Regions from separate parts of the Homo sapiens genome. Here region 2 is linked to region 1. A link is a loop called in an ENCODE intact Hi-C map of the cell type or tissue named here. Cell type or tissue: thyroid gland. All regions are shown on one strand. Each heading gives the region's core, and the rest is flanking DNA. Links, peaks and the distances in the headings are about the cores only. Region 1 overlaps KRT76 (keratin 76). Region 2 holds the start of KRT78 (keratin 78).

Region 1 (2,906 bases), core at 264-2,763:
TCATTAGTCACAGTAACATTTTAACATACCTTTCCATGGTAATATACTTAGAGCAGCTTCCTTCATGAAACATTTCATTTCCAAAAATGTAAGGAAAAGTGTCAATCCCACACACAATATAAGGTCCCTGTGCCCCAGAACAGCTGGCTGTGCACTCTCTCCATGGGGGCAGCTCCCAGAAAGGAAACCTGGATATGCTGGTCCAGGCTCACCTACCTTCTTGAGCCCCACAAACTCATTCTCTGCGGCAGTGCGTTTGTTGATTTCATCTTCATACCTGGAACAAGAAGAGGCACACATTTGAACACTGGCATTTCAGAAGTAAAAAAGAGAGGTGAGGATTCCAGGCACTCTCCTCACCTGCGCAGAGACAGGACGAGCTTCATGGGCACGTGCAGTTACACAGGACCCTGGGCTCAGGGTCCTCACACTTAGCTCAATGCTGGCACCATATTGACATTCTTTCTTTTTTTTTTTTTTTTCTGAGACAAGGTTTCACCCTGTCACCTAGGCTGGAGTGCAGTGGCACAAACATGGCTCACTGTGGCCTCAACCCCTCAGGCTCAAGCAATCCTCCTGCCTCAGACTCCCAAATAGCTGGGACTGGAGGCATGCACCACCACGTCCAGCCAATTTTTTAATTTTTAGTAGAGACAAGGTCTCACTTTGTTGCCCAGGCTGGTCTCGAACTGTTGGGCTCAAGTGATTCTCCCTCCTCAGCCTCCCAAAGTACTGGGATTACAGGCATGATTGAAATTCTTAATAATTTTGTAACTAGGTTCCTGCATTATCATTTTGCACTGAGGCCTGAAAATCACGTAGCTGGTCCTGTCCAGAGACCTCTCAGAGCTCAGGGCACTGCCTGGCCCTCTTCCCTCTAAATGCAGTGATGGGCAGAGGTATGGGCAGTCAGTGAGAGGGCAAACTTCAAGGAGCCTGACCACTTGCCTAGGCTCTTTGATTGACTTTGCAAAGCACAATGTGTGCATATGGAACCCAGTGAAATGTGTGCTCTCATTGGGCATTTCTGCCTATTTCCTCAGTTTCTGTTTTCCTTCATTACAGTTACTTCTTATAGGAATTTCAGTTAAGAAAGAATTCATACCTTCTGAATGCATCAAAGTTGTGGGATTCCTGCCTGTTAAGGACTAAAATCTACTACCAAGAGTTTGTATTTCATAAAGCTTGAGGAATTGGACTGATTCTAGGAGAAAAGAGGTCTCTAGGCAGGACCTCTTTTTTTCCTCTAGGAGAAAAGAGGTCTCTGGGATCTCTTTTGGGAATATGAATCTGAGTTGCCACTGAATTCCCAGAGCCCAGCACAGAGCCTGCCACAGAGTGGGTGCCCACCACGTTTGTGTGGTTGAATTGGAATAGGGCCTCTGCAGAGCAGGTGTGCCCGTCCCTGTGGGTTCTGATCCCTGGGGAAGTCGGGAGCTCCCTCCCACCTTGAGAGGCCCAGTTTGCTCCTTGCAGACCTCAGCGGATATGGACTGCAACTTGGAACGTGGAGGAGGAGGCAAACCAAAGCTGCAGAACAGGAGATTGGACGGGACACACTGATAAAGGCCTTTACCAAGTGCAGCCCTGGACCTCTGCCTAGAATCCCCAGGAGCTAGGGGAACACTCACACTCCTGGGGCCTGTCCACACCTATGATTCAGAATACCTAAGACTGGAATACAGGAATACGCATTGTTGACAAGCATCCAAGGTGATTCCTGTGTCCAGTCAAGTGTGGCGGACTCCCCATCCTAAAGGATTCTAAACTCTGGGAGGACTCTTTTGTCCCTCTGGGCTGGAATAGGAGGGGGCCCATCTGGAGCCTGAAATCTGTGTCATAGCCACATGGGAGTCTCAGTCCCCACCCTTTCACCCCCTTCTGCTTTGTCATGTTTCACTCAATAAATCCATCCCAGAGTATTGACTGAAGGCACAGTTGGGAACAGTTGAAATCCCAAATTAGGACCACACCTCCCTGCTAATTCCCCAGAAGGGGAAACTTCCCAGGAGGAGCCCTCACTTCTTTTTGAAGTCTTCCACCAGGTCCTGCATGCTTTTCAGCTCTCCCTCCAGGTTCCCCCTCTCCCCTAGAAGTGAATCTAGCTGCTTGCATAGGAAGCTGATGTAGGATTCAAAACAAGGCTCCAGGCTGCTGGGCCCTGAGCCTGTGGTCTGCTGCTGGAGCAGTTCCCACTTGGTCTCCAGGACCTTGTTCTGCTGTTCCAGGAACCGCACCTGCATGAAAGAGGGGAGAAAAGGAGTCAGCCCCTTGAGTTGGGCATGTGGGGCTGCCCATCCCAAATGTAGAACTGTGGAGAAGGAACCCAGTTCTTCAATCTACAATTTCCCCTGTTTTTTAATTTGGGAAGGATGAAGATTTAGCAAAGGGAGAGCTAGAATTTGTTGAGTGATTATGCCTTACCTGTTATTTTCATGTATTTCCGTCACATTTAATCCTCACAACCACCTATAAAGGAGTTGCTGTGATCCCCATTTTGTAGATAAGGAAACTGAGACTCAAAGAGTTTAAGTTTCCCAAAGTGACAAGTCTACTGAGTGACAAAGCTAAGAATCAAACCCAGGACTGTCCTGGGTCTATAGGGATCCTTCAGAATACCACTGAAGGAGGTAAGCACAAATAAAGTTTGTCATTGTTTTTTAGATGTAAGCTTTTTTCAGCTCCATAAAGGCAGTGAATACAGTCAATGAGGTCTAACATTTCTTTAGAAGTTTCACATAGGAAGACCTCCTTTCAGTTATTCAGCTTGCAGCTGAACTAGAATTCACTTCAGATCCTGGGCTCAGTCCCACACAGACCCAGAACACCCTCCTCTGCCCCAGCATGGACAGCTCAGTTTAATTATTGGCTGAAGCACAGCATCATCTGGAAGGTAAGGCAGCTGC
Region 2 (2,906 bases), core at 407-2,906, 74 kb after region 1:
TCCAGGGCTCTCTCCACTCCACCAGGTGACCTAGGCGTGGAGCCCAGAACCACAGCCCATCTGTGAATTGTGTCACAGGCCTGGGGACAGCCCCACTAAATTGATTCCCTTCCCTCTTTGGAACCAGAGAACATCTGAATCACTTTAGCCCACAGCCCGCTGAACAGGAATTTCTCAAGAATAAAAAAAGCCACTGGGGCATTGTTTAAATAAGCCCTTCCCAGCCTTGACCGGAAACATGGGCCCTTGTAGCTGGGGCATGTAGGACACCGGTCTCCCTGCCTTTCCTCCAAGGTTCTCCAGATCTGCTTGGGGACTGCGGGACACCTCGTTTACCTGTAGCAGGTGGGCACCTGAGAGCCTGGGGAATGGGGACGCGGAGGGGTAGAGGGGAGGCCAGTCATGTGCCTCTGGGTGCTCAGTATGTGGGACACCTCCTGGCTGACAGACCCAAACTGAGTCATCCCAGACCCCGCCCACATGGCATGGGGAAATTTCAGTGTGCCTACTTGGACTTATACTCCTCCTCCTGGTCCCGGCAGGCCTTCAACTCAGCATCCAGAGCCCCTCGTTCTCCCTGGAGCTGCTCCAGCTGCTTCCTGAGCTGATCCAGGCAGGCCTCAAAGACAGGCTCCAGGCCCTGCTGGCTGCCACTCAACCCCTGTTGCTGCAGCAGATGCCACTTCGTCTCCAGGACCTTGTTCTGCTGCTCCAGGAACCGCACCTGCAGCAAAAGCAGAGGATCCCTGAGGCTCCTGTGGGACTCCCTGTGCACAGCCTCTGGAAAGTAAAGCCTGAGGGACCCTCCCATCAGCCTCACCTTTCCCCTGTCCCCCTGCCCAACCTGGGCAGGGGAAGCCTCATGACCTTCCATGACACTCTGAACACAACAAAATGACTGGACTGACTAATGGGGCAGGGCCTTCCCCCCGCTGGCTGGCAGTTCTCTGTCCCTGAGCCCCAATCATGGAACAACAGGGCCTCAGCATAGCCAGAGAGAGTCCAGTTAGTCCACAGGAGGGACTTCTTTGCTGCAGAAGTTATTAGAAAAGTGGTAGAAGGAGGCCAAACTTCCCATTTCCAAGTCCATCAAGAGCAGCTCCTCCAAGGGAGGCACAGAGACAGGGGCTTGGCTGAGTTGACCCTCACCTTGTCAATGAAGGAAGCAAACTGGTTGTTGAGGGTTCTGATCTCCTGGGTCTCCTGCGTCCGCACCACCTGGAACTGGGGATCGATCTCAATCTTCAGTGGGGTCAGCAGATTCTGGTTGATGGTCACTTCTTGGATGCCCCCCGGAGGGCACAGGGAGAGCCCAGGCCCACCACTCCACTCCCCAAACCGCACCCCCAGCCTACCCCCTGACCCCCAGGTACTCCCACGAGAGCCTTCCAGGCACCCCCCAAAGGAATTAAGGCTCCTGCTGCTGAAGCCGCCCCTGCTGCTGAAGCCTCCCCTGCTGCGGCCCCTTGAGCGAGCAGAACAGGCTGAGCGAGCGCTGAAGCCCCTCTGGGCCCGGCATGGGGAGAGAGACATGGCAGAGACAGACAGTCACGCAGCTGCAGACGGACAGACAGATTGTCAAGGTGTGTGAGTTTCTGCCCTGGGGCCCCAGCACGAGACTTTTATCCACTCCCGTACCTGGGCTGGGCCTTGGAGAGCAAGATACTCTTGACCTGACTGTGTCTGTCACTTGGCTCCAGCTGACTTACTCTGACGTGCCTGGAGAATAAGTGTCCGGCACGTGCAGAGCCAAGGGAGAAGGAAACCCAGACCCTGCCCTCAGAGCTCCCAGGCTGTTGGAGAAATAGGCATGCCCAAAGACAAGGAAGCAGGCAGGAGACTGGGATGTCAGTGCTGAGGGACAGGGAGGGATGGCCGGAGCAAAGTCACTGAGGCCCTCAGGGAAGGCTTCCTGAAGGAGACAGGGAAGCGAGAGGAGGTTGAAGAGGAAAGAACGCTAGAAGGGGTTCAGAGGAAGCATCAGAGTGCCCTGGATTCTCAAGGGAGAATCTGCCTCAAGGAGTTGGAGAAGGAAGGCACTTGCAGCGCCACAAAGAGAGGAGGTTAGTGGAGGTGTTATTGCCATAGTTGGCTAAAAGACACTCCAGGATTTGGAAATGAAACAGAAAAACAGGGTTTCCAAGTCCTTCCTCTTGCCCAACCCAGCAATCATCCATGAGGCACCACCCACTGAAATCAGGCATCTCCATCCAGGATCGCATGGGACAGCACGTTTCTGACCCAGCCTGTGGCTCTGCTCCTTCCACAAGCACTTGGGGCCAGGCCCATCCACCTGCCATCAGGCTCCGCTTCCTGAGGTTACAAATCAGAGCCACCCAGGCTCTGAAATGAAATGTGCATTTAGGGCCGGGCACAGTGGCTCACGCCTGTAATCCCAGCACTTTGGAAGACCGAGGTGGGTGGGTCACTGGAGGTCAGGAGTTTGAGACCAGCCTGACCAACATGGTGAAACCCCATCTCTACTAAAAATACAAAAATTGGCCAGGTGTGATGGTGCACACCTGTAATCCCAGCTACATATGAGGCTGAGGCAGGAGAATTGCTTGAACCCAGGAGGCAGAGGTTGAGCAGTGAGCCAAGATCGTACCACTGCACTCCAGCCTGGGCAACAGAGTGAGACTCCATCTCAAAAAAAAAAGCAAGGTGCATTTAGAAAATACTCCTAAGCTGGGAACGGTGGCTCACGCTTGTAATCCCAGCACTTTGGGAGGCCTAGGCGGGTGGATCACGAAGTCAGGAGATCGAGACCATCCTGGCTAACACGGTAAAACCCCGTCTCTTAAAAATACAAAAAATTAGCCAGGCGTGGTGGCAGGCACCTGTAATCCCAGCTAATCGGGAGGATGAGGCAGGAAAATCGCTTGATCCCAGAAGGTGGAGGCTGC

What was found. A loop is a pair of places that touch in the nucleus more often than their neighbours do. Peaks named below come from ENCODE experiments on the same cell type or tissue, not always from the same donor. Only the 100,000 strongest peaks of a DNase experiment are listed, where the experiment ranks them.
Region 2: a loop joins it to region 1, with 2.0 times the contacts of the local background. A loop is called at or near these places in 1 of 110 quality-filtered maps.

Annotation. Positions count from the first base shown.
Region 1 is chr12:52,773,366-52,776,271 of GRCh38, forward strand. It overlaps KRT76 (keratin 76), which reads right to left. Exons shown (of 9, transcript NM_015848.4): 2 at 2,023-2,237; 3 at 217-277. Among named protein-coding and RNA genes, the nearest start is that of KRT76, 2.5 kb to the right of the region's middle. In thyroid gland, for the core only: no CTCF peak of the experiment used is centred there; a DNase peak (open chromatin) is centred at 1,605.
Region 2 is chr12:52,847,398-52,850,303 of GRCh38, forward strand. KRT78 (keratin 78) reads right to left here and starts at 1,597. Exons shown (of 9, transcript NM_173352.4): 1 at 1,150-1,597; 2 at 510-724. The coding sequence starts at 1,533. In thyroid gland, for the core only: no CTCF peak of the experiment used is centred there; DNase peaks (open chromatin) are centred at 504 and 1,674; H3K27ac peaks cover 468 bases.